Linked DNA regions of Homo sapiens: region 1 is linked to region 2. The links are chromatin loops, found by intact Hi-C in ENCODE. Cell type or tissue: heart right ventricle. All regions are shown on one strand. Links, peaks and the distances in the headings refer to the core of each region. The heading gives the core; the rest is flanking DNA.

The links. A loop is a pair of places that touch in the nucleus more often than their neighbours do. Peaks named below come from ENCODE experiments on the same cell type or tissue, not always from the same donor. Only the 100,000 strongest peaks of a DNase experiment are listed, where the experiment ranks them.
Region 1: it touches region 2 in a loop (8-fold over the local background); 6 of 110 quality-filtered maps call a loop at or near these places.

Annotation. Positions count from the first base shown.
Region 1 is chr16:87,530,091-87,545,036 of GRCh38, forward strand. It overlaps LOC124903748 (a long non-coding RNA gene), which reads left to right and starts at 8,812. Exons shown (of 2, transcript XR_007065170.1): 1 at 8,812-9,261; 2 at 11,173-11,783. RefSeq lists a silencer at 9,899-10,130 and enhancers at 11,738-12,238, 12,239-12,739. In heart right ventricle, for the core only: no CTCF peak of the experiment used is centred there; no DNase peak of the experiment used is centred there; H3K4me3 peaks cover 1,293 bases; H3K27ac peaks cover 1,264 bases; H3K27me3 peaks cover 2,246 bases.
Region 2 is chr16:87,309,300-87,324,245 of GRCh38, forward strand. C16orf95 (chromosome 16 open reading frame 95) reads right to left here and starts at 8,093. Exons shown (of 7, transcript NM_001195124.3): 1 at 7,792-8,093; 2 at 6,473-6,524; 3 at 5,672-5,797; 4 at 1,851-1,997; 5 at 998-1,034. The coding sequence starts at 7,943. It overlaps C16orf95-DT (C16orf95 divergent transcript), which reads left to right and starts at 8,210. Exons shown (of 2, transcript NR_135180.1): 1 at 8,210-8,423; 2 at 8,558-8,744. It overlaps LOC124903787 (small nucleolar RNA U13), which reads left to right and starts at 5,421; the gene lies at 5,421-5,524. RefSeq lists enhancers at 5,914-6,414, 7,671-8,120. In heart right ventricle, for the core only: CTCF peaks have their summits at 7,688 and 7,888; DNase peaks (open chromatin) are centred at 7,742 and 8,142; H3K4me3 peaks cover 1,985 bases; H3K27ac peaks cover 1,805 bases.

The sequences.
Region 1 (14,946 bases), core at 6,060-14,059, 220 kb after region 2:
ACTTGGGAGGCTGAGGCAGGAGAATCGCCTGAACCTGGGAGGCAGAGGTTTCAGTGAGGTGAGATGGCACCACTGCACTCCAGCCTGGGTGACAGAGCAAGACTCTGTCTCAAAAAACGATAATAATAATAATCTTCCCACAAAGAAAACACCAGTCCCAGTGAGTTTTACAGATGAGTTCTATCAAACATTTAAAGTATCAGACAGTCTTACACAAACTCTTCCAAGGAGTAGAAAAAGAGGGAATATTTCCCAACTCATTCTATGAGGCCAGTATAACCTTGATATAAAAACCTGACAAGAATGGTGTGAGAAAGGAAAATTATAGATGAAAGTCATCCATGAAAATAGATAGAAAAATCGTACACAAAATATTAGCAAACCCAGCTGTTGACATATAAAAAAGTAATATATGATGACAAATATACATTTATCCCAGTAATGTAAAGGTGACTTAACATTAGAAAATCTATAAATGCCATTCATCACAGTACAAGTTAAAGGAGAAAATCCTGTGATTGTTCATACAGATGCAGAAAGAGCAATGGCTAAAATTTAAATCCTTTTATCATAAAAACTATTGGCAAATGATGAAAAATGTTTCTTCATATGTAAAAGCATCTCCACCAAATGTTACAGTAAACATCATTCTTTTTTTTGAGACGGAGTCTCAGTTTTACCCAGGCTGGAGTGCAGTGGTGTGATCTCGGCTCACTGCAAGCTCCGCCTCCCGGGTTCATGCCATTCTCCTGCCTCAGCCTCCCGAGTAGCTGGGACTACAGGCGCCTGCCACCACGTCTGGCTAGTTTTTTTGTATTTTTAGTACAGACGGGGTTTCACTGTGTTAGCCAGGATGGTCTCGATCTCCTGACGTCGTGATCTGACCGCCTCGGCCTCCCAAAGTGCTGGGATTACAGGCGTGAGCCACCACGCCTGGCCGGTAAACATCATTCTTAATGGTGCACATGAGTTTCTTTAAACTCAGAAACTCAGAAACAAGGTGAGAATGACAGTGCTTGTCTTCAACATTGTATTTCTGTGTCAGCATAGGATAAGGAAAATGAATAAAGGTATCAGGGTCAGAAAGGAAGAAACAAAACTATCATCATTCTCAGATGATATGTCTACATTTAAAACTTACTTCTGCAGGAAAAAAAATATCAGAAATGATAGCAGAGTTTAGCAAGGTAATTTCCAGTTATTAAAAACTCAGATCTCAGAGGCAAGGGGACAAAGCCATAGGGGTATTACTCGCACAGAGGCACAGGGTGCTGTCAGCAAGAGCAGAGCCCATCCTGGGGCCACTTGTCCCCAGGATGATTTCTACCCAAGGCCAGCATTGGATGGTGAGCGGGGACAAGGGTGAGCCTGGACATCAGTCTGTAGTTCCACCTTGTTGGAGGAGAGGCATGGCAGCCTGCTACTCAGAGGCTGAAGTGGGAGAATAGCCTGAGCCCAGGTGCTTGAGGCTGCAGTGAGCCATGATTGCACCACTGCACTTCAGTCTAGGTGACAGAGTGAGACCCTGTCTCAAAAAGCAGATAAACAAATCTGTAATTCGAGCAGGGCTTGGCAGGGACAGCTCATCCCCGCTCTCTGTGGATTTGGCAGGAGCAGCTTGAAGCCTCAGGGTGGTGACCTGATGTTTGGGAGCTGGAGTCTCTGAAGGCTCTCTCACCCACAGGTCCAGTGCCTCAACTAGGGCACTGGCTGAAACACCTACTGTGGCTTCTCCACGGTGGTTGGCTTCCAAGAGGAAGCATCCCAAGGGAACCAGGTGGAAGTTGACTTATCTTTTACAACCCAGCCTTAGACATCACTCTGACCATTGTCCCAAGTCCACCAGGATTCAAGGGACAGAAACCTAGACCCCAGTTTTTGCAAAAATTCCATGGTAAGAAGAGTTTGTAGGAAGAGAGAGATCATTGCAACCATGTTGGGAAACACAGCCTGCCATTCCTCTCCACTTCCCCTCATTTGATGACAAACCCCATTCTCTTTCCAGTAGAGGATACCTATGACCCAGGCTGGGCCAGACACCATACACCACCTCTCCAGCCACAGTGGTTGGTCCGGGGCTGGGCAAGTGACTAAAGCAGTTCATCTGGAGTTTGTGCCTAGCTGAAGCTGACAAACCAAGCCCCTTCTTGCCCTGGGGCCATTGATCCCATGACAGGGGTGAGGCACACCAACTGTACATATGACTTCATGACCTGCAGCATCGGCCCTGGACTGCTTATCTTCAGTCATTTTTTTTTTTTGAAATGGAGTTTTGCTCTTGTTGCCCAGGCTGGAGTGCAATGGTGCAATCTCAGTTCACTGCAACCTCTGCCTCCCAGGTTCAAGTGATTCTCCTGCCTCAGCCTCCAGAGTAGCTGGGATTACAGGCATGTGACACCATGCCAGGCTAATTTTGTATTTTTAGTAGAGACGGGCTTTCTCCATGTTGGTCAGATTGGTCTCAAACTCCCGACCTCAGGTGATCCACCCACCTTGGCCTCCCTCTTCAGTCTTCTTATGTGAAAAATTCCACCCTTAGCTGTATAAGCCACTGGAAGAGGGCTCCTGTGACTCACAGCTGAACACAGTCATAATTTATACTTGGAACAAATGGCCACTTTCACAGGCACCCTAAATTCATCACTGAAGCCAACACAAAGCCCAGTGATGATCATGATTTGTGATTCTTCATTAGATAGCTATTGACAAAGGGACCACGTCTCTCTTGTTCATCTTTCCATCCCAAGCACCAGATATAAAAGACTCCATAAATTGGTCTTGAATGAATGAGTGAATGCAGCATGATAGCAAAAGCCACAATAATGGTGACTCGGGCATTAGATAAAATGGGGTCCTGATCCCACTCCCTCTGCTTGCCTGCCGAGTGATCTTGGGCAGGTCCATTAAGCTCTCTTGGCTCCAGTTTCCTTATCTGTAAAATGATAATACAACTGACCGTGTCCAAGGTGTGAGGATAACTGATGTTGAACCAATGTTCACTGCTTTTGCTGTTACTGCAATTGGTAGGAGGTGAGGAAAGTGATGAGAGGAGAAAAAGCTAGAAGGTAATCTGTCAGGTGTTCACCCACCTCTGTTTCTGAAGCAATGGGATCCAGCTCTATCATATATGTATCCTTAGGCAGGACAGTTTGGGTTGGGCTCTGCTGGGTGGTTCTTCTGCTGGTCTCACTTGGGATCACCTGTGTGGCTGCAGTCATCTGGTGGCTAATGGAGCTGCATGGTCTAAGAAGCTTCTCTCACAGGCCTGGTGGTCATGCTGGTTGCTGGCTCTGCTCAGATAGAGCTCCTCTGCTCCACATGGCCGCTCATCCTCCCATAGGCAGCCTGGATATCTTCACAGCATTCCATCAAGGCTGAGAGTGGTAACAGCATGTTCTCTTGGGACTGAGGTTCTGAAGTCACACAACATTGCTTTTGCCACATTCTATATATTTGTCAAAGCTTAGAAAGGAAAAAATATTTCTTCTATATGCAACATTTTGCTTCTGACAACAAATGGCAGCGTAGGGGTTCCCCACACCAACAAATCTTCCAACTTTCTGAAATAGTTGGGTGTCTTACAGTTCAACTCAGTTCCAACACTACCTGGAGTTAGCATCAGATCCCATGATTTAGGGACTCAGTCCCACAGGACGGCCTCCACTTCAGATGCCAACTGAGAGTCTGGGCCTCCCTCCAGACTGATCAGCTATGATTTATAGCTGATTTAGGGGTTCCCATGACCCCCTCCTCAGATTCAATAATTGGCAAAACTGGGCACAGTGGCTCATGCCTGTAATTCCAGCACTTTGAGAGGCTGAAACAGGCAGATCACATGAGGTCAGGAGTTTAAGATCAGCCTGGCCAACATGGTGAAACCCCATCTCTACTAAAAATACAAAAATTAGCCAGGCATGGTGGTGCATGCCTGTTGTGCCAGCTACTCAGGAGACTGAGGCAGGAGAATTGCTTGAACCTGGGAGGCAGAGGCTGCAGTGAGCCAAGATGGAGCCACTGCACTCCAGCCTGGGTGACAGAGCAAGACTTTGCCTCAAACAAACAAACAAAAAGTTGGCAAGAATGACTTACAGAACTCAGGGAAACACTTTGCTTATTTTTACTGGTTTATTACAAAGGATATGACTCAGGAACAGCCAAGTCATGGACAGGGTGGGATGGACGGGGTGGAATAGACGGGGTAAGTAGGGGAGGCGCAGGAGGGGTGCAGAGCTTCCATGCCCTCTCCAGGTGCACTGCCCTCCCTGCACCTTGATGTGTTCACTAACCCCACCCAGAAGCTCTTTGAAACCCCCTTCCAGTCATTGACAGGTGTTTTGGAGACCTCATTAGACAGGTATGATTGATGACATCATCAGCCATTGAGGATTAAGTCGATCTCCAGCCCCTCTCCCCTCCCTGGAGGTTGGGGTTGGGGAGCAGGGGGACTGAAGTTCTAACCCTCCTCTGGCAACCAGCCCCCATCCTCCAAGAGTCACCTCATTAGCGTAAACTCAGATGTAGTTACTAATAATGGTTTGGATATTTGTCCCCTCCAAATCTCATATTGAACTTTGACCCCAGTGTTGGGACTGGAGCCTGGTTGGGGGGTGTTTGGGTCATGGGGGTGGATGCCTCATGAATGTCTTGGTGCCGTCCATGCAGTAATGAGTGAGTTCTCGAGAGCTCTCGCTCTAGCAGTTCCTGAGAGAACTGATAGTTTAAAAAGCCTGGCAGCTTCCCCCGCTTGCCTCTCTCCTCTCCACATGACACCTGCTCCTTTTCACCTTCTGCCCTGAGTGGATGCTTCCCGAGGTCCTCACCAGATGCAGATGCTGGTGCCCTGCTTCCCATACAGCCTGCAGAACTGTGAGCCAAATAAACCTCTTTTCTATATAAATTATCCAGCCTCAAGTATTCCTTTACGGCAACACAAACGGACGAAGAGAGTTGTCATTATGAATAACCGAAGATGATCTTCCCACCCTTATTGCTCAGGGAATTCTGAGGATTTTAGGAGCTCTGTGTCCGGAACCAGGATGGAGACCAAATATATATTTCTTATTATATCACAATATCACAAAGCCCTTTGCAGATTTGCTAAGTCACATTACAAAGGAACCTGTATACAGGCCACCTTACTTCAGCTCCAAACCGAGAATCACTTTCCCCCCAACCACATCATCCCCCTAGTCATCTGCCCTCCAAATCTGCATTTTTCCCCTATCATTGTTGCAACAAATTACCACAAACTAGTGGCTTAAAACAGGACACATTTATTATCTTAAAGTTCAGGAGTTCTGAAGTCTGAAACGGGCCTGCTCCTTCTGGACACTCCAGGGGAGAATCTGTCTGCTTGCCTTCTGCAGTTCCTAGAGGCTGCCTGCATTCCTTGGCTCATGGCCCCTCCTCTGTCTTCCAAGCCAGCAGGATGGCATCTTCTCTCCTTGCTGACTTCTGCCTCCCTGTCACCAGGATCCCTGTGATGACATTGGGGCCACCAGGATAATCCCAGATAACCAGCCCCCCGAGCTCAAGATTTGTAAACCACATCTGCAAAGTTTCTTCGGCCAAGTAAGGTAAATTACTTGGTAATTTTCTTGGCAAGGTAGATATCCACAAGTTCTGGGGGTTAAGATATGGACATCTTTGGGGGTCACTATTCTGTCTACCATAGACTCTCACACCCTTTCCTTCCAACCCAGGCGTTTCCAGACTTCTTCAAACACATTCCTCTAGGAGTTTTTGTTTGCTAGTTTTAAAGGAGCATGCCCCAAATACATGATTAAAAGCCTGGACCGGCAGCCAAACTACCTCAATTCAAATCCCAGCTCTCCTGCCTTCTCATTGTTCTACCTCGGCCAATCTGCTTCACCTCTCTGCACCTCTGTTTCCTCATCTGCACGATGCAGGATGTCTCAGCTCCTGCTGCCATAACACAGATGCCATAGACTGAGTGGTTTAGACTTCACAGTTCCAGAGACGGAAGTCCAAGATCAGGGAGCCAACAGGGTCAGGTTCTGATGAAGCTTTCTTCTGCCTTGTAGTTGGCCACCTTTTCCTAGGTCCTTACGTGGCATAGAGGGAGGGAGGGAGAGAGAGAGAGAGAGAATGTGCTCTGATGTCCCTCTGATGAGAATGTTACCGGTGGAAAGTGTCCAGGTTCTTGGCATCTTGAACAAATAAATGGACAAAATGTGCAAACAAATCAAGAAAGGAATGAAGCAACAAGAGCAAAGATTTATTGAAAATGAAAGTACACTCCACAGGGTGAAAGTAAGCCCCGGCATAGGGGCTCAAGGGCCCCAGATACTGTATCTTCTCGGGTCCAAATACCCCCTAGAGGTTTCCCAGTGGCCACTTGGTGTTCACCCCATGTAAATGAAGTGGCGGCCTGCAATCGGTCTGATTGGTCAAGTGAAGTTACAAAGCTCACACTCCTATGCAAACATCTGATTGGTTGTGGAAAGCACACAATCAGAGGCTGAAGTGAAGTTACAAAGTTACATTCCAATACAAACGTCTGATTGGTTGCAAAAAGCGATCAATCAGAGGTACTTTCAATTTCCCATCTGCCTGGCAGAAAAGGTAGGGGTTTGCAAAGGGGTAGCCTCTGGTCCTTTTGTTATTTAGATGTGGAAAGTTAGGGCTCTCCTTTCAATTTAGTTCTAGGAAATCAGCGTGAAAGAGCCTTAGGTTCCCTGCCTCCAGACGCTATTCTCCTGCCTCAAGGATACCGATATGGCTTGGCTCCGTGTCCTCACCCAAATCTCATCTTGAATTTAATCCCCAAGTGTTGAGGGAGGGACTGGGTGGGACGTGATTGGATCATGTGGGTGGTTTCCCGCGTGTTGTTCTTGTGACAGTGGGAGTTCTCACGAGATCTGGTGGTTTTATAAGGCAGTTTTCCCTGCTCTCTCTTGCTCTTCTCTCTCCTACCGCCTTGTGAAGAAGATCCTTGCTTCCTCTTCGCCTTCCTCCGTGATTGTAAGTTTCCTGAGGCATCCACAACCATGTGGAACTGTGAGTCAATTAAACCTCTTTCCTTTATAAATTACCCAGTCTTGGATATTTCTTTATAACAGTGTGATAACATGCTAATACAGATACTAATCCCTACCTTATCTGGGTCTTGCCCTCACGGCCTCGGCAAACTTTAATCACTTCCTTATTCCAAACAGTCATACTGGGGGTGAGGGCTTCAACATATGAATTTTAGGGGCACACAATTCATAGCAGAGGGTAATAATATCTCCCAGAGTCCTGAGGAGTAAATGAGTGAATATGCTTACAAGGCTTAGAACAGGGCTGTGGCACAGCGGCAGTGCAGGGGTTGGTTTTTATCATCATTATTTATAAAACATACATTTGGGCTCTGCAGCTGACTTTCATGCACATTATAAAATGAGAAAAGAGAAAATGTAAAAGGATGAGATAAATTGAAGCTGAAGTCATAATAGCTTTCTCCCACACTTCCAGAGGATTGTCCTGCATGCCCTTTGGGGTTTGGGGTCCCCCTATTCCAGCCTGGGGTTCTCTGACATTGGCATGCATCCCCGTCACTTGTGTTACTCTTAAAATGGAGCTTCCTGAGCCTCGTCCCAGATTAACTGGATCAGCCCTGGTGAAGGAGCCCAATGGCTACATTAAAAATATATAGAGGCCAGGCACGGTGGGTCACACCTGTGATCCCAGCACTTTGGGAGGCCAAGGCGGGTGGATCACTTGAGGTCAGAAGTTTCAGACCAGCCTGGCCAACATGGTGAAACCCTGTCTCTACTAAAAATGCAAAAAAAAAAAAAAAAAATTGGATGTGGTGGCACACACCTGTAATCCCAGCTACTTGGGAGGCTGAGACAGGAGAATTGCTTGAACCCAGACGCAGAGGCTGCAGTGAGCTGAGAAAATGCCACTGCATTCCAGCCTGGGCAACAGAGTGAGATCCCATCTCTACAAAAAATTTAAAAATAAGCCAGGGGAAATGGTATGCGCCTGTGGTCCCAGCTACTCAGGAGGCTGAGGCAGGAGGATCCCTTGAGCCCAGAAGTTGGAGATGCCAGTAAGTAATGATTGCACCTCTGCACTCCAGCCTGGGGGACAGAGCAAGACCCTGTTTCAAAATAGATATGTATTTTTGATGTCAAAGAAACTGTTTTCATCAACTGTGGGAAAAACCCTGAGACTCACTTATAACCGCTGACCTCAAACACCCCCAAGTCTAAATTGTTTCCATCTCCCTGAATCCAAAACTCCAGCTGACGAGCACTGAGTGTTTATGTGAACATGGCCACATCCAAATGACCAGGCAGCCCTATAGCTCCTCACAGTCAAGTTCCTGTACGGTTTCCTCAAGATGCAAAAACATTTTGAAGTATGAGATTCGAGCTTCATACCCTGCCCAAGCCTTCTGTTTAAAGGTGGAATGCATTCCCTGCTTTTTTTCTTTTTAAATCTGCCCCCTTCTTGGTTTCTAATGACATTTGACATTTGACGTTCACCACTGCTGTGAGTTCTCCTCCGCCACTGTCAACACAGCCATGCCCAGCTACTAACGCAGAGACAGCAATGCTCCAGGCCAGAGCATATGTTGGAGACCTACATTCATTTCATAAATGTGAGCAACACAGTTTCCCATTCCTTTTGACTCATTTTTTCCTTCCTTTTCTCCACTTGCCAGTTGGGGTGGACTCCAGCGTGGCTGAGGGCAGACGCCGCCGCCCCTGAGAGCTGCTTCTGGTTCACGTGGCTTCTTAGAGAACCACAACTCCAGCCCTCCTCTCTGTAGGGGACACAAATTCACCGCTTGCCCTTTGTCCCCAGAAGATGTTTTCTAACAGCCCAAGGGCCGATCCGGAATCAGAGAAAAACACTCCGTGGGGGAGGCCAGAGGAATATTTAGTTTGTGTTTTATTAGCCCTTGCTGGGTCTCCAGATCTGAACCCCGGCGGGGCCTGTGTGCTCAGATCTTCCCACAGCGTACCCCTGAAGCCCAGCTCAGGCAGCCTGAGGATTAGAATAAATGAAAATCATTATCTGAGCTGTTTGGCACACGTGCGTGTGCAAGAGCCAGGGGCCATTTTCAAGGGAAAATGCCCGTTGCAGTTTCCTAAATCCTTTCTCATTTTTGACTTATTTGATCCTGGCAACAACTTGGTGAGATTGGTTTATCCGTGAGTCCATTTCACAGGCAGGAAAGTGGTGTCGCAGGGAGGCCGAGTGACTTGTCCACAGCCACGCAGCTGGGAAACGGGGAGACAGATTCAGGTGAGGACCTGCTGCCTCCGCGGTGCGGGGTACACCTTTCTCTCTCTTCCTCCTGCCTCCTTTCCTCTTCCTTCCTTCTTCTCCAAACTTCCACTCACCTATTTTTAAAACTCTTTTTGGAGATGGGGTCTGGCTATGTTGCCCAGGCTAGACCCAAGCCCCTGGGCTCAAGCAGTCCTCCCACCTCAGCTTCTTGAGTAGCTAGGATGACAGGTGCATGCTACCACACCTTGCTCAACTATTTTTAATTGAAAAATTAACATACACAAATGGTTAAACAACCACAACCAAACAGTACAGGAAAGGATGTCCTGAAAAGTAAGCTTCCTTCCACCCCAAATCTTCAGGGTCCCAGAGCCCCTTTTTCTAGCTATGTGTGTGCATATGTGCTCGTGCACACATATGTGTATGCACACTTAGGTGTGCATGTGTGATACATTACTCGGCCTCCTACACAGACAGTAGCAGCCCATGCGCTGGGTGCCTCTGGTTCTTCTTATTTCTCTCTCTGTCTCTTTTTTTTTTTTTTGTTTTTGAGACAGAGTCTTGTTCTGCCTTCCAGGCTGGAGTGCAGTGGCACAAGCTCGGCTCACTGCAAACCTCCACCTCCCGGGTTCAAGCAATTCTCGTGTCTCAGCCACCCAAGTAGCTGGGATTACAGGTGCCCATCACCACACCCAGCTAATTTTTGTATTTTTAGTAGAGACAGGGTTTTGTCACGTTGGCTGGGCTTGTCTCTAACTCCTGACCTCAGGTGATCTGCCCGCCTCAGCCTCCCAAAGTGCTGGAATTACAGGCGTGAGCTGCCACTTCCAGCCCTTCTTATTTCTCTTGAAAGCTGTTCTGTGTCCACATGGATGGAGCCACCACGCTTTTTGCTGACTGCACAAGAGCTCTCAGTGCATGGGGAGTAGGCTGTCCTTCTCCACTCCTCTCCACCAACAGGCATGAGGCTGCTCTCAGTCTCTGCTGTAATCAACGCATGGCGTGGGTCATGCCTTTGGCACATATATGCCTTTGTGCCCCTATGCCAGTGCCTCACTCAGGAAGAATCCTCGGAGGAGAACTGCTGCGCAAGAGGATTTGCCGTTGTCAGTGCCGGGGCTGTGGTTAAATTGCCTCCCCGTAGGCTGCACTTGCTCACACGCCTGCCCTCCCGGTGTCAGGGTCATGCCCCTCACTCCTAACGCCATGCAGCACGTAGCCATTCAGGGGCCCTTTGGGGGCCCCTCCCAGCGAGCTCACTCTAATCAGAGACAGCAAAGGTGTTGGATCTGCTTGATTTTCAAATGATTTACCCAGAAGCATCCACCCTCTCAGCCCCTAGTGTGGGGAATATGAGCCCTTCCCTGGAAACACTGCTAGAAAAAGAAAAAAAAAAAAAGGAAGAGAGAGAGAGGGCTCATTGAATAGGGCATCCCTAAAACGTGGACAGAGGAAGCAGAGAGAATGGAGTCCAAACACTCAGATCCTGTTGTCACCCCACCAGGGTCTACCCAGCAACGCCGAGACACTGAACAGGGCCCTCGTGAGTGCCTAGAAACGGTGGTGATCAACTCCCACCCCTGAGCCTCCCTCAGTCCCCAGATCAGCAGCAGGGATTTTTTTACAGCCCTCTACCCAGCCACCCTGGGTCCTGTGCAGCCAACCTGGGTCCACACATGTCCGGGACTCACAGATGAGATGGAACTGTCCCACGCATGGTCTCTGGGGCAGAAACTGCTGCGGAGCCTGCCGAGGCCACTCCTGCCGACTGGCCAGGGCACAGCATCTGACCCAGGAGGCTGTGACCTCGCTGCCCCAGGCCTGGCATGGCCTGTGGACAGTGGCCCGTCCCGCCGGCCACCAGGAACCTCCCCTCGGTGCCCACCCCATCCACCTCGCCAAGACTAATCTAGAAATTATTTATAGATCCGAACTCCACAGAAACCATTGTGTCTGCCGTTGCCATGGCAATGGGGATGTGGCAGGAGCGCCAGGCTCTCAGGCTTTCCAGGGCCCGTGGAGGCCGGCAAGGGCGGTCGATTTCTCCCAGGAGCCCCTGACTCACGCCCACCTTCAGAGGCCCCCGGGAGTGAAGAAGACAGCCTTCCCACCCGTTTCCAGCAGGGCTGGCTGCATCCAGGAAGACAGCGCTGCTGGTGAGTGGTTCGGCTTTGTTTCAGACCACTCAAAGAAATCATCTAGAACAACGTCCGCAAGACTGGCGGTGCAACTGTCCCCCTTGGAACCTCTCGGGAACACAGCCTCTGTCTCCTCACCGCAGAGCAGCTGCGTCAGACTCCCAGACGGCGGGGCCTAGGGATCTGTGTTTTGGTTTTGGGATCTGTGCAAATCCACATGACTCAATAATCCAAACATACAGAGAGCCTGGGAACCCTTACCCCGCTCTGGCGCCCTATGTGTCCGCTTTCATTGGCTTCTTGTATTTCCGGCTTGTTTTCTTTAGGGAGGCAGCAAATACAAGATACGGTCCACTTTTATCTTTCCCCGCTCAGAAAATAAAGATACCACAGCCCAGGCTTCCGCACCTTGCTTTTCTCACTAAATACTATTTTCCAAAGCTGTCACCAAATTCGCCGCTTCTTTATTTTTTTTTCTTTTACGGCGGCACAGCATGGGTTCCCTCCTGTGGGTCGGTGTGCCAAGGAATCTGCTTGCGTAACCAGACCTTTTCCCTAGGAGCAGTTGCCCAGACGCAGCCCCTAGGATGAGGATGTGTTTGCAGCGACTATTCAGGGAGTACTCCCTGGGGACACAGGTTGGGGGTGGGAAGCTGGACTGGAAAAGGAAGGAAGCTGGGCAGGGTGCTATGTGGGCACAGTCCTTCTGCAGCCTGAAGGAACTGGGGTGGGCGGGGCATGCCCGACCCCACAGGGGAACTGTGGAGGGTCAATCACACCCAGGGATGTCCCAGCCTGAGACCAGGGAGCTGAGGTCTTCATACACCCACCCAGAACCCACCTGTCTTTGGTTAAGCGTGGTCTAGGGAGGTATAAATTCCCAGGCATTTCCGTGCATGAGGGTGAAGCGGCTTCAGAGAGCCCACAGGCCACCCTCTAAACCAGAGGTCTCCAACCCCCGGGCCACGGCAGAAGGTGAGCAGCAGGTGAGTGAGCAAAGCTTCACCTGTATTTACAGCTGCTGCCCACGGCTCACGTTAACACCTGAGATCCGCCTCCTGTCAGATCAGCCGCAGCATTAGATTCTCATAGAAGCGTGGACCGTATCGTGAGCTGCATATGCAAGGGATCTAGGTTGCACACTCCTTATGAGATTCTAATACACGATGATCTGTCACACGGCAGTGACCAGCACGGACACGCATCCCTTCCCGTATGAAGCTTACACTCCAGACCAGAGTTGCCCAATAAAGCTTCCTGCACTGATGGAATGTTCTAGATCTGCATTGTCCGATATGGTGACCACTAGTCCCTTGTGGCTTTTGAGCCTTTGAAATATGGCTGGTACTGGTTCATGGCCTGTTAGGAACTCGGTTGCACAGCAGGAGATGAGTAGCAGGTGAGTGAGTGAAGCTTCCTCTGTATTTACAGCTGCTCCCCATCGCTGGTATTACGGCCTGAGCTCCCCCTCCTGTCAGATCAGCTGCAGCATTAGATTCTCCTAGGAACGCGAACCCTATTGTGAACTGTCATTCGAGGAATCCAGGTTGTGCACTCCTTATGAGAAACTCGTGTCAGATGATCTGTCACTGTCTCCCATCACCCCTAGATGGGATTGTCCAGTTGCAGGAAAGCAAGCTCAGGGCTCCCACTGATTCTACGTTATAGTGAGTTGTATAATTATTTCATTAGATATTACAATGTAATAATAATAGAAATAAAGTGAACGGTAAGTGTAATAAGTTGAATCGTCCTGAAACCATTCACCCTGCCTGGTCCATGGAAAAATTGTCTTCCATGAAACCAGTCCCTGGTGCCAAGAAGTTTGGGAACCACTGCTTTAAGCAGCTGCTGGTGCTGGCTGTTGGAGGTATAAACACTCCAAAGCTTTGGAGAGCACAAAAATGGTAAAAAGGGATCCAGGGATCCGGCAGGGGCCCTGAGGTTATTCAACACACATTTCCAATGGATTCTGTTAAAACTGGTTCAGATAGGGAGCTGCCCTGGCTTAGGGACAATCCATGAGCAAATTATCACCCATTTACTCAGCGCTTCCATGAACCAGGCCCTGGCTAGACCAAGAAGTCCCAGGTGCGTGGACCCCAGCGCGTTTCCTCCAGGGGTGTAGCACTGGGCAGGAGAGGGCCGAGGGCCCCTGCAGCTGGAGGCAGCTGGTGGCCCCTGCGTGCTCGCGGCCCTGCTGCTGCTTCGTCAGAAATGACACGACATACCTCACTGCACCTCCTGACCTTGAGGTGCGCTGAGAAGCACTGCAGAGAGCACTCTGCTCATCAACAAGTTTTATTTCTCTGTTTGTGCATTCAGCACAAAATATGTGTATTGGTGTAATAAACTTTGTAATGTGTTTCCAACGTTTGATCCACGAAGTTTCAGGTCTTTCCCATAAGCAGAGCCCTTGAAGGTGCTGGCACAGATTCCACGATCTGAGGCCTCCTGACGGCCTCTGGAGCCCCCTTCTGCCGCTTCCCACGTAGGGCTGCCGCGTGTGGTCCGAAAATCATCCTAAAAATGGAACCTTCCACTCAGGCAGGCACCGCATGGGTCTGTGTGAGCCGCATGTTTCTCAGCCAAGACGCGGCTGTGTAGGAAGTTCCTTATAAGGATTTCCTACTCTTTGTGGGCCACCCGTTCATGCGGTGACCAACCTCATTTGCGTTCCCAAGTCTGTGCCGAGCTTCCTGTGGGCAGGAAGGGGCCCTCACTGCCTTCTCCCTTGTGGGTCTTCGAGCCCATGAAGTGGGGGCTTGGCCAGGGCATGAGGTGTCTTTCTGCAAATTAGAGAAAGGGACGTGCTAGGGTTTGAATGTTTGTCCTCTCCGAAGCCCATGCTGAAATCGAATCCCTACAGTGGCAGCATTGAGAGGTGAGGCCTTGAGGAAGTGATTGAGTCGAGAGGGCTCTGCCATCATCAGTAGATGAATCCATTGGTGGACTCACAGATGAACGGGTTAACATTGGTGGGCTCACGGATGAACGGGTTAATGGGTTAATGGTTATCCCAGGAGTGGGTCAGTTATCACGGGAGTGGGACTGGTGGCTTCATAAGAAGAAGAAGAAAGACCTGAGTGAGCAGTCAGCCTCCACACTATGGGATGCCCTGTGCCACTTGGGGCCTCCATAACTGTAAGAAATTAATTCCCTTTCTTTATAAATTGCCCAGTTTCAGGTATTGTGTTATCAACAACAGAAAACAGACTAAGGAAGCACTCCCTATCCGAGTGGACTCAGCCTGGAAAGGCACAGTTTTCTGTGTGGAGGGATTTTTATAAGTGCCCCAGGATGGTCGGGACTCCATCCACGCTGAACACCCATGCATCATTAACCTGGGATATTAATGAGAGTATTGGTTTGGGTGCTCTAACAAAGACAATCAGAGTGGCAGAGACTGCCAGAGGTGGAAGGTGATTTCTGTCTTAGTCTCTCACACCAAGGTCGAGCTGGTGTGGCCCGGGCACCTTCTCATTTGTCATTCCACAATTCCCCTTGTGTGTGGTCCTTGTCCACGTGCTGCAGGGCAGGGTCCCAGGATGGTCCTTGTCCA
Region 2 (14,946 bases), core at 3,888-11,887:
CAAAAAAAAACTGAAATCCATACATTGTTTCACTGCTTTTTTTATTATATGCATTTTCTTTTTCTTTCTTTTCTTTTTTTTTTTTTTTTTTTTTTTTTTTTGTAGACAGAGTCTCACTCTGTTGCCCAGGCTGGAGTGCAATGGTGTGATCTCAGCTCACTGCAACCTCTGCCTCCCAGGTTCAAGCAATTCTCATGCCTCAGCCTCCTAAGTAGCTGGGACTACAGACATGTGCCACCACACCCAGCTAATTTTTTGTATTTTAGTAGAGACAAGGTTTCACTATGTTGCCCAGGCTGGTCTCAAACTCCTAAGCTCGGGCATTCCAGCCTCTTCAGCTACCCAAAGTGCTGGGACTACAGGTGTGAGCCACTGCACCCAGCATATTATATGCATTTTCCATAAACTTTTTCAAGGCCCCTCACATGAATACATATTGTATTGTGAATACATGAATGTGAGTATATACTATGTCTATCATGAACATGTGAATGTACATACACTAGGTCACAAATATATGAATGTATGAGCATACTATGTAATGAATAGATACATAATTATTATGTTTTGAATATACAATATGCCATGAATATATGAATGTATGAGTATATAATAGGGTACACATAGGAATATGTACTATGTCATAAATATATATACACACACATACTATGTCATAAATTATAGAAGATTAGAGCTTAATAAAACCACTTGAGGTCTCATCCAAGCCCAGGCGGGGAGTTGGTTTCATCCAGAGAACCGATGCTGGCAGATGGGTAGGGTCTGCCTGTAGAGCAGAGGTTTCTCTGGGCTCACTGGGGGAAGGCAGTGGGTGACCAGGGATGGCTGTTGAGCAGGGGAAGGGAAGCCACATTCATGTCACTGTCACACTGTGGGCAGGTGTCTGGTGATGAGAGGTCTGCCCCCACCATCATGATGCTCACGAACCCCACCTTTCTGGGGAGGGGGATGATATGAGACACACACACACTGGAGTTACCTTGGATGCCTTTCAAACTCTGCTGCCTCCTGACTATCTAAAAGACAAGAATGGAGGCAAGCAGTCAGCCTGGCGACCCTCCAAGGGGGAAGGCCTGGTGATTGGGACTCCAAACCTCCAGGAGGGGCACTGGCCAGCTCAAGATAAAAGCCAAGGGCTCCTCCTTATGAGGTCTGCGGGCTCTTTTCTCTGAGGACAGCCTGCCACCCAGTAATGGAAAACCAGCAACTGGAAGTCAGGGGGAAGGAAGGAAGCCCTTGTCTACCACCCAGGACACAGGGAAAGCAGGGGAGCGAGAGGCCCAGGGGGCTAGGAAGAGACCTGCTGCCGCTGCCCAGAACTAGCGCTGTGGAGGCGGCCAGCAAGAGCAGAGAGGACAGGCCATCTACTGGTGGTCCGTCCCGGGCACCCTCCTTCCCACCTCCCTCCATGCAGCCAGGGCCAGGGGAGAGAGTCAGAGGAGGGGCTGGGCCAGGGAAGGGAGGTAGTGTGGGAAGGAGGAGGCAGGGAGGTGAGAGAGGTCAGGGAGAGTGCAGAGGGGGAGGAAGAGAGGGAGGAAAGCAGCAGCAGCAGCAGTGGGTGCCAGAACAATCACCCCTCTGCAGAGAGCAGCGCGGCCCTGCCCTTCCAGTGCCAACTGGGAGACCTGAGCCAGCCCTCCCTGAGCCACACCTGCCCTCTGTGCTCCCAAGCCCATGGCCACAGCTGCCAGGGGATCTTCTCTGGACACCAGCAGAGGCCTTTGTGGGAGCAGAGCCCAGGTACCCCTCTTCCCCTTCTTCCTCCCATCTCCCCTTCCCCCGGCCCCCACCTCACTCTTCAGTTCTCACTGCAGTGTGCGCCTCCTCCTTACCTGCTGCTGAGACCTCAGGACCTGGGGCACCCAGTAGGGCATCACTGCCTGGTCCCTAGGCATCGGGAGGCGGCCCCCAAAGCGGTGGCATAGGCAGGGGCACATCTTGGCGGTTTGGGGGATAGGAAATTGAACCGTCTTTTGACTCTAACAGAGAGGATGGGAGGAGAAGATTCAGAAGGGGATGGAGCCATGCCTGTCCCCAATGACTCCCTGATGGAGCCATCCCCCAGAAGATCCCCTGGCTGGGTCTTAGTATCAGGGCAGGCCCTGGAGAGCTGTTCCCACCCACAAGCACACCCAACCACTCCAGATATGGGACTGTGGTCTACCCTCTACAACATGCCCACTGTTGGGAGACACGGGACCTCCGTGGCTCACCTGGCCTCCCTACCCACCATCTGCACCTGTGCCCTGGCGGAGCACACAGGTTGGTATTGGGAGACCTGGCTCTGTCCTGGTCTGGTGGTCTCCAGCTGGGGCCCTTGGGCATGACACTTAGCATCCCTGTGCCGCAGTGCTCTCAGCTATGAAGAGGGCTCTGCTGGCATCTTAACAAAGTTTATCAGGTTCTAAAATAGACAGCCTTTGATGCGGCAATTCCACTTGCAGGAATGTGTCCCATGAGGATACTTTCACATCTGCAAAGTGTCCTATGCACAGAAATATTTGTTGCACCATTGTCAGGAGTGAATGGACAGCCCGAATACCTTTCAGTAAGAGACAATAAATGACAGACATCGGGCAACAGGGTATAGGCAGCCTTGGGAATAATGGAACAGAGCTGTCCGGACTGACACGGAATAAACTCTGAGACAGGCTGTAAAGTGAGGAAGATGCAGCACCGTGAGTTCACTACACTACCATTTGCATTTTTCAAAAAAGAATGTACATGCAATCACATGTATGTGAATTATTGCAAATTACACTCTTGCCTCAGTTCCTCACCCTCCCTAAAGCCCACCCTTGGCACTGTGACCCTGCAGCTTCTCCAGCGGAAAGACAGGGTGGTCCCACCTCTCAGCTGCGGGTTCAACGAGGCACATGGTTCGGGCAACAGGATGAGGAGGAGGTTACAGCAGGAGGAGGAGTTACAGCTCTGCACGTAGTGGTAGAGGCTATTAGACACGGGAGGAAGGCCGGGAGCAGTGGCTCATGCCAATAATCCCAGCATTTTGGGAGGCCAAGGCAGGTGGATCACTTGAGATCAGGTGTTTGAGACCAGACTAGCCAACATGGTGAAACCCCATCTCTACTAAAAATACAAAAATTAGCCGGGAGTGGTGGTGGGCACCTGTAATCTCAGCTACCCGGGAGACTGAGGCAGGAGAATCGCTTGAACCTGGGAGACGGAGTTTGCAGTGAGCCGAAATCATGCCACTGCACTCCAGCCTGAGCAGCAGAGTGAGACTCCATCTCAAAAAAAAAAAAAAAAAAGAAAGAAAAGAAAAGAAAAAGAAAAACTGAATGCCATCCCTCATAAGCAGGACAAGAATGTCTCCTCTCACTGCTCTCTTCAACACTGTACTGAAAGGTCTAGCCAGTGTATCAAGCAAGAAAAATAAAAGTCTCCAAATTGAAAAGGGAGAAAGAAAGCCATCTCTATTTGCAGATGACACAATCATCTACATAGAATAGCTGATGGAATCCACAAAAAGAGCTACTAGAATAAATAGGTTTAGCAATATTGTAGAATACAAGAACAATAGACAAAAAATCAGTTGTACTTCTAATACCAGCAATGAAAAGTCATAAATTGAAATTCAAAAACAATGTCATCAAAATTATGAAATACTTATGGGTAAATCTGACAAAAGATGTGTAAAGCCTATATAATAAGAGCTACAAAATATTTATGGGAAATATTAGAGAAAACCTAAATAAACATAGAAATGTATCATGTTTATGGGTCAAAAGATTCAATATTTTTCAAAAGACAGTTCTCTTCAAACTGATCTACAAAGCCCACACAGTCCCAATCAAAATTCCAGTAGGGTACTTTTGTAGAAACTGACAAACTGATTCTAAAATTCACATGGAAATTAAAAAAAAAAAAAGAGAAAAGCCAAGTCTGAAAAAGAAAAACAAAGTTTGAAAATGAACACTACTTGATTTCCAGGCATTATAAAGTCAAGACACAATAATCAAGACAGTGTAGTATTAGCATAAAGATAGACAATTAGATCAGAAGAGAAGAGGGTTCAGAAATAAATTCATACATATATGAACAACTGTCAGTCCACTTGTATGGCCATAAAGGAATAGCTGAGGCAGTGTAATTTATTAAGAAAAGAGGCTTGGCCAGGTGTGGTGGCAGCTCATGCCTGTAATCCCAGCACTTTGGGAGGCCGAGGCGGGTGGGTCACTTGAGTCCAGGTGTTTGAGACTAGCCAGGGCAACATAGTGAGACCTCATCTCCACGAAAAATAAACAAAATTAGCCTCGTATGGTGGTGCACGCCTGTGGTCCCAGCTACTTGGGGGGTGAGGGGGGAGGATTGCTTGAGCTAGGGAGTTCAAGTTTGTAGTGAGCCATGATTGTGCACTCCAATCTGGGCAACAGAGTGAGGCCCGGTCTCAAAAAAGGAAAGGCAGGCCAAAGACATGGAAAGACATTTACAAATTGAATCTCGGATCAAGAACTTGTATCTAGAATTTGTATCTAGAATATATAAAGAACTATCAAAACTCAGTAATTTAAAAAAGCAATTCTTTTAAAGGGGCAAAACAAACAGATGCCTCATCGAGTAAGACATGCAGATGGCAAAAGCACATGAAGAGATCCTTGACATCACCAATTATCACGGGTATACAAATGAAAACTACGATGAGACAGATACCCATTAAGATGGCTCAAATTAAAAACATCAGCTAAACCAAGTGTTGGTGACGATGTGAGGAACTGGAACTTTAGACACTGCTAGTAGAGATGTAAAATGGTGGAAAACAGTCAACAGGTTTCTTTTTTAAAGTTAAACATACACCTACCATATGATTCAGGAATTCCACTCCTTGGTATTTACCCAAGAAGAATGACGGCATATGTGCATACAAAGCCTTGTACACAAATGTTCATAGCAGCTTTGTGTGTAACACATAAGAAGTAGAAACAACCCAAATGTCCTTCTGGGCGAATGAATAAACTGTGGCCTATTCACATAATGCAGCATTACTCAATAATAAAAAGAATGACTATTGATGCCCATGATCACATAGAAGAATCTCAAAATAATTATGCCAAGTGAAAGAAGCCAGACAAAAGAGTACAAAGTCTATGACCCCATTTATATAAAATCATCAAAAATGCAAATTAATCTACAGTGACAGAAAGCAGGTCAGTGGTTGCCTGGGGATGTCAGGGTATGGAATGTTGGGTAAAGTTACAAAGGAGCCCACGGACATGATTAAGGGTTGTGTATATGCTCATTATCTTGATGGTGGTGGTGGGTTCAGGGGGGAATACCTACGGCAAGACTTACCACATTGTACATTTGACACACGTGCAGTTTATCACATGCCAATCAAACCTCTAGAAGTCTAGTTTTTAGAAAAAACTGTTTAAAAATCACAGATCCTTTTATAGTTCATAAGCATGATAACTGGGTACTCATGCACATGTGTGAGGTGTGCCTCCCTCAGACCTTGCTACAACGACAGCACATTACCCATCTGACATGAAAATAAATAAATAAATAATATCAAACTGTCTCCCTGAAATGTTAAAATATCCATTCATATAATACTTCTAATTCTGAGGGGTGACTGGTCAACTGACATTCACCCTGGACCCTAGGGGAAGACCTCCTGGTTCAAGTCACCTACCTGCTTTCGGGGTCTCAGGGACAGAGGGACCCAGTAAGGCAGTGCTGCTTCCACCCTGGACACAGGCAGGCGGCCCCCGAATCTGGTCTGGCATTCACAGCAGATGGCCCAGGGGCCAGGGTGCATCTGAGTAAGATCCAGAAATGACAGAACTGAGCTTGATGCTGCATTTGCAGGGAGACAGGAGGCTCTCAAGCACAGTAGATCCGTGCTCAGGAAGATGGTGTCCGGGGGCAGGGTCCCCAGCTCCTACTGCAGCTTGGAAAGAGGCAGGCTACCGTGGCTCGCCCTGAGGCCTCCAAGGTCATTTGGAGGGGGATCCCCCGGAGCTTGCAAATCAGGTGCGCTGGGATTCTCAGCTGCTTCCTGCTGTGCTACAATGAGCAAGTCTCGTGGTCCCCTCTGAAAATGGGCATGTACAAGCAGCTCTAGAGCTTATGCGCACATGAGTGCTGCCTTTATGGCCATCTGTCACACTCTGGTGTGCAAGAGCTTCCACATCCATCCCATGTGACCTTCGCAACACCCTCAGGCAGGAAGGAGAGGTGCTGCCATCACCTCCAGGGGCACACGGAGAAGCTGATGCCCAGAGCAGGTATATTAGGTGGCCTCCTGAACTCTGAGGTGTTGTGAGGGCCTGGGAGGTGTTCTGGAGGCCCAGGGATAGCTCCTGCAACCACACTTTTGTGTTTGGAGGATTCTCTCATGGGATGCAGCTTCTGGACCCACATTCCCTGCTCTCCTCACCCCACAGGGATATGTTGGGGTCAGGGCCAGTGGCTGAGGATTTGCTTTCCTTACCGAATGACGGGGGAGGCACACTTCTTTCTTGTAGGTTTGAAATGTGCTATTCCTAGAAGAGAAGAACAGAAAAGCTTAGGGTTTGTGTAAACTAGGGGGCAGGGATGCTAGAGCACAGGCCTGGACCTGTCTTCTCAGAACTGACTCTTAATAATAAAGCCCACGGGTGGTGGGGATGGGGGGATCCTCTGAGCCCAAGAAGAGTGAGAGGGTGACATCAGAAGCAGGCGTGTGCTAGCTCATGCGTGAATGTCTAGGGGCTCCTGGGGGCTGGCTGTCATGGAATCCTGCATTCCCAAGCCAACCAGCTTCAAGCTGACTCCAGCTACACTTGTGCTTGGAGCATCAGAAAAGACAGGAGCATTCCAACCTGCTGAGAACTTTCCAAGACATGTAGCTGCCAATCACATCACCTAGGATGATCTGTCAGACACCCTCAACTTACTGAAATACTGAAGAAAAAACATCGTCAAACTGTCCATTAATGAACCTCCTTCCACTATAAAAACCCGGGTGCTTTGTCTCTGGGATGACAAAGCACTTGGGGTTACACAGCCTGTGTGGCTCTTCCCTGTTCCACTCCCCAACAAACTGCTTGAATGTTGGCTGGATGAAGCGTCTCCAGTGGGTGCAAAGCCCTGCTTCCCTGACAGTAGTGGGTCAAAGTGCTTTGTATGTGGAAACCGTAAGAGCGATATAAGTGTTTTTGGGTTTCATTGTCATAATAACCATTATTATTATTGCTATTTTTGTGAGAGTAATAGGTTCACGCATCAACTCTCCCAGATAATGCTTGAAAACAGAGGATGGGGCACTGCCCTCCACAGCATCCGAGGCCCCTTCTGGTAATGACAGCACTGCTATATTCCTGGTGGGGAGGGGGGGGGCCACAGCCATCTCAGTCCTTGTAGTTCAGGTGGGCCAAACTCACCACTGCCCAGCCTGGAAAGCTGGGAAAAAAAAGAATCTCCTTTTTGTTGAGGTTGATAATCTGATAACATGTAAACCTCAGGAGGTCCTGGTGATCATCTTGCCTCCACAAGGGAAGCCAGCAAAAAGGAAGGAAGCTGAGAGATGGAGAGAAACCTTCCAGGACCATGGTCAATGTGTACCTGGATACATCCATGCCTGAAGGCCTACTTCTGACATTTTCAGTTATGTGGAACCATCAGTTGCGTTTTTGTTAAGCCAATGTAAGTGAGGTTCCTGTGGGTGGCGGTCAAGAGTTCTGCCTGTGCATAGGTCATGGAGCAATGCCGGGCCGGGAACTCACAGGCGAGGTGTCGGGTAGCCGCGGGCAGGATTCAGGACTCACTTGCCTGCCATCCTGCGCGCTGGGTGTGAGTGCCAACCTGCAGAGCCCGACGCACCCCGCGCCCGGCCCCCCGGCAGCAGCGCCTGAGGCTGCTCCAGTGGCCTCATGATGATGGTGACAACGCCGCGGGGACGGTGGGGACCGGCTCGCACGCATATGGCTTCTTATGGCTGACGCGCCCTTTCACACACACATCGTCCGCAGGCCCTGACGCCCTGGCTCCCGCCTTTCCCTCCTGCCCCAGGAGGAACCCAACCCGAGCTCAACCCCAGCCCCAACCTCAACCGCTCAGAGGAGCCCAACAACGCCCGCGCGCCCGCCCGTCCCGCTGACTAGCCCGCGCCCAGCCAATCAAAATTGGCCTTCTAGGTATGTGACCTTAGCTGGCAGCTGATTGGTCCCTCACGAGAGACGCGGGGTCAGCGGCTCAGAGCGCGGCTGTGTGGGGCTGCGGGGCTCCCGCCATGCCCGCTGGGGTAGGTCCTGCGGACCCCGGCCACTGGAGCCACTCATCATTTCCGACGGATGGGCCGGAGGGGCCGCCGGCCGCCCCAGCCAGGGTCTCGGTAGCCTGCAAGGAGAGAAAGAGGTGGGAGCAGCCCGCGCGGGGCCCTGCGTCTTGCATAGGCGCTTCTGGTAAAATCACTCCTTTATCTCAGATAATGAGTTGGCGCTGGATCGCTGCGTCCTCAGGTGGGGCTCGAATCGTGACTTTTAGAGAAATAGGTTTTCTTTCTTTTTTTTTTTTTTTAACAACATGGGGTTTAAAGGGCGCGGAATTGGAAGCAGTCGTCACCCGGAGGCCTGGGCGTGCAAGCACCGAAGCTCTGGCTGGCCCTGAGCCTCCCCACCCCACCCGCTCTTTTCGCTGGAACGCGTGTACTTTGGGCAGTTGCTGACGTGGAGACAGGACGTATGTCTTCATATTTTAGTAAAACCCAATGCCCTCTGCCTCTCTGATTATGTTCTTTAAGTTATCGCCAGTTCCAATTTGTATTTCTTGGAAACGGTTGGGTCTTCCCTCACTTTTCAGTATTTTCATGTAGACTCAAATACTCTGGATTAATATTTGTATTTGCCCAAACCATCACGAGCACCTCTTACCCTGATGGGCAATACTTCAGTGTGCTGCGTTCTGGCCACAGAGCAAACAGGGTGCTCCCAGGCACTGCCCTCTCGGATTTCTTGCCTTGTTATTTAATCATTAAGATCGTGACCTATGAGCAGGACTGTTTCCAGCCAGCACATACACATGTCCTCTCCTGGCCAGCATCCATGCTGATTAGACGGTGCCCCTGCCATACTAGCTGCCTAATATTTCAGATACCCCACCCCGTGTGTGTGTGTAAATCATGTCACTGCCCTCTTTGTAGCTAATGACAAAATTCCAAGAGTCACCATTAGCCTAGCACATTATGCCTGTCTCATTTCTGCCCACTTTGGAGCACTCGGCTTCTCTGCTGTTTTCCTCCAGAGCACACTGAAACACTGCCATAGCACAGCAGGGCATAGAAGACAGGCTCATGCTCCCCTGGACGCTCAGGCCTTCACCTCGGGCACACTAGGTCTTGTCATTCCATGTCAAGAATAGCTCTTCACTGCCCTCACCCACCCAAGAATGGCTAAAATTAAAAGGACTGACAATACCTAGTTTGTCGAGGATGTCACAGCTGGAACCCTCATACATGGCTCATGAAATTGATAAAACCACATTGGCAAACTGGTAGTATTTACAAAACCTAAACATATGAATACCTGATGACCAACTAATTCCTCAACTCACCCAAGAGAAATGAGAGCTTATGTGTACCAGAAGACATGAACAAAACTACCCACAGCAGCTTTCTTCCTGATGGCCCCAAACTGGAAATGATCCAGATGTCCATCCATAGGAAAAAAAGATTTTAAAAAGAAAGTATGGCATGTTCACAGAGAGGAAATTCTGTACAACAATGGAAATGGGCACACAACCACAACCCACAACAATGTGGATGAAGTGTACAATGAAGTCAGACCCCAGAATGTACAGACAATTCCATGTGTGTGATGTTCAAAACCAGGAAAGCAAATCCATCATGACACAGGCTGGGGATGTGAAGGAAACTCCAGCCACCCTGCCCCTGTGCTCTGAGTAACAAGGCCTAGATCCCAATCCTTGCTCTGCCTCTTATCAGAGACAGGTATCAGACAAGTTGCCTAACTTTTCTGAGCTTCAGTTTTATGTCTAAAATAATGATAACCATAGAACCAATCCCAAGGAAGTTTCAGAAGATCAAATATGAAAGAGCATGAAAGGTGCTCAAAAACCAGGGACTGTCATGGTAGCTCACATCTGTAATCCCAGCACTTTGGGAGGCCAAGGTGGGAAGATCTCTTGAGCCCAGGAGTTTGAGACCAGCCTTGGCAACGTAGTGAGACCTCATCTCTGCAAAAAATTTAAAAATTAGGCATGGTGGCACATGCCTGTGGTCCCAGCTACTTGGGAGTTTGAGGTGGGAGGATCACTTAAGCCCAGGGGGTTGAGGATGTAATGAGCCATGATTCCATCCAGCCCGGGTGACAGGGCCAGACCCTGTCTCAAGGAAAAAAAAAAAAAAAGCCAGACAGAGTCCAGCACACGTCAGTTTGTGACGTGAGTGTGCTTCAGGCTGGAAGTTTGGCCACTACCACTGCCTGTTTTAGGCTTTTGTTTCCAAAGCCCCCAAGTAGAGGGAAAGAGGAGCAGAATGAGATCTTTGTGAACCCAAGGTAATGGGTACCCAAGCCAAACCCACAGAACCTCCTTGATCCCAGGGAGAGAGTTGCAGGTTCCTCCCAGATCACACCTCCCCAGGCAGCCTATACCCAGACAGAAGCAGGGTTCCTGGGCACAGTTGTGTGGTTTCTTCACTAATCAAGGGTCCCTTGCCAAGAACACAAGTGAGGCTTGCATTTATCCTGTGCTCAGCTAACCAAGTCATGCACCCCAGCCTGGGCCTTAGCCTGCTCCAAAGCAGCGCCATATGTGAACTTACACAGGAGCACCCTGGGCTAGTGGTGGCCCTGCAGAGAGGCCTGACACCTGAGCAGCAGAAGCTACCACCAGACCAGAGGGGACCATCAACCTGGCTAGACAGGGCAGAGAAGCAGTGGGCCACTGAGGCAAACAGCCTCACTTTCACCTGCTAATGGCTCCTTCCAACTGCGAGAGTTGCTTGACCCATGTGTGGGGACAGCCATCAGCAGTGACAGGGTGGGGTGAATGTTCCAGCCACTCCACTCTGCAGTCAGGACAACTTCAGGACATGTTCTGCACTGGCTCCTGGCATCCCCCGCAGGATGGCTCCAGCCGCCTGTGTCCTGACCTTCTTGGTCATGCCTGTAGTTCCGCCTCCTGTTGTTCGAGGCCATCCTGACTAACACGGTGAAACCCCGTCTCTACTGAAAATACAAAAAATTAGCCGGGCATGGTGGTGCATGCCTGTAGTCCCAGCTACTGGGGAGGCTGAGGCAGGAGAATCACTTGAACCCGGGAGGCAGAGGTTGCAGTGGGCTGAGATCAGGCCACTGCATTCCAGCCTGGGCAACAGAGCGAGACCCCGTCTCAAAAAAAGAACACTGAGTACACCGTAAGGGATGGCGAGGATGTGGCACAGGGGGACTCCTTCATCCGCTCTGGAAAATGTGGCAGTTTCTCCTCTGATGCAACATGTGCTTAACATGTGACACAGCAGTCCCACTTTTAGGTATTTAAAGGAATGAAAACTTATGTCCACACAAAAAATCACACAGATGTTTATAGTGATTTTATTGATAAAGTGTCCAACTGGAAACTGCAAGTATTCTTTCTGGGGACACAGATACATTGTGGTGCCTCCACCCTGTGAATCCTGCTCAGCAATCCGAGGGATGAGCGGTTGATTCAGGCAACACCGCGGATGGATCTCAGGGCATCGTGCTGAAGTCCCACATTCTAGCAAGGTGCTGCTTCCTGCAGATGGGCAAACACTGGTCCTTGGCAGGTAGGGGGAAACACATCTTGCCTTTTTTTGGAGACAGGGTGTCCCACTGTCACCCAGGCTGGAGTGCAGGGGTGTGATAGTGGCTCACTGCAGCCTCAACCTCCTGGGCTCAAGCAATCCTCCTGCCTCCTCCTGAGTAGCTGGAACTGTCTTCCTCTCTTGAAGTAGGAAGCACAGGTATACACACAGTACACAAACAGTATGTCTGTGGTGGTAGAATTTCACGAGGGTATTGGAAAAACGTCTGATGAGGCTCCTTGGAGGAGCAATAATTGTGCATTATTAGAGGAGCAATAATGCACAAAGGCTGAGCCGCACCCTGCCAAAGGAGAAAGGCAGACAGACTCCCTGCTGGGAGAGCCCACTCCCCAGACGTTCTGGTTGAGGCTGAACTACGGGGTGGAGAGCAGATCAGGGGCGCCAGGGGCTGGAGATCTGGGGAGGCAGAGACTGCAGCGTCAGCATGAAGGGATTTTGATGGGGGCTGGAGCACTCCATGTCCTGATGGTGCTTATTTACAACCATCTGTCATCTCAGAACTGCACACACGGTAAAATTTCACTATAAATAGCTTACACCTCAAAAACCTAACCAAACCCTTTTTATTTTTTTTAATTTCTTTTTTTTCGGGGCGGGGGGTGGGGGAATGGAATCTCTCATTATCGCCCAGACCGGAGTGCAGTGGTGCGATCTCTACTCACTGCAACCTCTGCTTCCCGGATTCAAGTGATCCTCCTGCCTCAGCCTCCCACGTAGCTGGGATAACAGGCACCCCCCATCACCACCACCACCACACCCAGCTATTTATCTTTTTGAGACAACGTCTCATTTTGTCGCGCAGGCTGGAGTGCAGTGGCACAATCTCGGCTGACTGCAACCTCTGCCTCTCAGGTTTAAGCAATTCTCCCACCTCAGTCTCCCGAGTAGCTGGGATTACAGGCGTGCACCACCACACTCGGCTAATTTTTGTATTTTTTGGTAGAGACAGAGCTTCACCATGTTGGCCAGGCTGGTCTTAAACTCCTGACCTCAAGTGATCCCCCTGCCTCGGCCTCCCAAAATGCTGGGATTACAGGGGTGAGGCACTGCTCCAGCCCAAATGCTTTTTAAAAGGAAGGAAAAAGAAGGACAGCTCAACCCTTTCTCACTAAAGGGCAAAGGACTGCTAGCTGGGCATGTAAAAGTGTGCATTTTCCTGAAGTGTGTTCTCTGGAATCCTCTTCCCCAGAGATGTTGAAACGGAGGTGCTTTGTTTAGTGCAGTGGCGGCAGATGACAGCCACAGGACAGCTGCTCTGGGGGCCTTGGAAACTACAAATGCTCAAACCCCCTCCCCAGGCCACATCTCAGCGTGCGGGAACTGGGGTGTGCATCTCTCCCAACAGCTTCCTGGTGACGCCAAGCTTCACACCCACCCAATCCATGGGAGCAAACCGACTGGACTGCATGGCAGACGGTGGCCCACTGGCCATTGCCTCTTTGCTTTGCTCAGGAACTGGGTGGAATGTGCCCGGGGAAGGTAGCCCCAGAACTGCAGGGGAGCCACGACAGACTCAAGCCTCACGGAAACCCCTTTCCCTGGGCCAGAGTTGGTTCCTGGGTGGCGTGGGGCTGGCTCTGGCCAGTGAGGAGTCAGCCCCTGCTGAGGTTTCTGGGAATTATGTGTCTCCCAGGAGGAGAGGAAGACAGCTGAGGACACAGCATCTCACTAGCCCCTCCTCACCCACCAGGTGCCAGGCCAGGTGTCACCTGAGCCAAGCAGCACACGACCGCCCCTGCCCACTTCCACCTCAGCCCTGACCCTCCCTGCACCTGGGAGTCCACCGCCTCCTGATGTGTCTGTGATCGGGGCAGCCCCAAGAGCACGTATCCCGGGACATGATGTGTTGTGGTCTGTGTGGGGTCAGAGCCGTCAGTGTTCACTGCCGCGTGCCCAGTGCTTAGCACTGTTTGCCGCATGGGAGATGCAGGTCACAACCCGGTAGCGCCTAGTGGCCCGGGGGACACCTGGCTTGTCTGGGCCTGTTGGCTGACAGGTAGGAGGGACTGCCATCCATTGTTGGGGCAAAGGATGCTGCTCAACCTCCCACAACGCATGGAGCGGCCCGGCGCACGACTCACCCGGCCCCAAACACCAACTGTGCCGAGGTGATGCCCTGCCCTGAGGCGAGCGTACAAGGCTTGAGCGTCGAGAACACTGCAAGGGTCTCAGCCAGTGAGGGGCTGCCTGGGCCCCGCCGCAGGCCTGACTCCTAGAGCCAAGCCGTTTTCTCCCTTCAGGCAGTGGGTAGGGCTCTCACATGACGACCCTGGGTTTGCAGCTCGGCTGTGCACACAGGTGGACCCTCCGTGCTTTGTCAGTTCCTACTGCTTGGCCCTGGGGCCGGAAGCTGCTTCTCAGGCCTCACTCTGAGAAGCATCTTCACAACCTGGGTAGGTCCATTGCCTCTTTCCACCGACTCTGCTCCTTGACAAGGGCATGTTCATCAGCAGAGCCAGGCAGGGAGAGCTCAGGACAGCCAGACCTGGGGCCAGTGGCATAGGTACGTGTGGGAAGGGGCACCAGGTGCCTGTCCTCCCTGCGGGCAGAGCCGTCTGTCCTCTGCAGACCTGCAGTTTCTGTAAACATCCTGTAAGGAGCCAGGAAGCAGCAACTCCAGATGCCCAGAGGAGCCCCAGCCAAGGCAGATGCAGCCAGGGCATCAGGCCGTGGGGCTGGGCAAGGTGAGCCACAGGCTGGAAAGGCAGGGGCGCACGGCAGATGGGGATGCGGAAGCCAGATGCTGACCCAGCTCTACCCACATTTGTGAGGGGCATGGGGGCTGCGCCGTCAGAGGCCTTAGCTGGCTCCGGGCTTGAAATGTGAGTCCCAAGAGCCCAAGTTTTATTCCCACGTGGCCGCAGCATGCCAGGCTTAGCCTCCCTGTGTTTCTGTAAAACAGCACCCTCGTGTTTTTATATGAGAACCGAATTCAAGGTACTAGAAGTCCTCATATGGGAAGGGAAAAGTCGTGGTTTTATAAGCAATACACTCTGGCTGAGCCCAAGTTAAGATTTCCAGTCCAAGTTCATCAGCGCCTAGCTTCAGCCGGGACTGCTCTGGCCCCACTGCTGTGTGAGCTGGCGCTTCTGATTCCACCCCACACTCGGTGAAAGGGT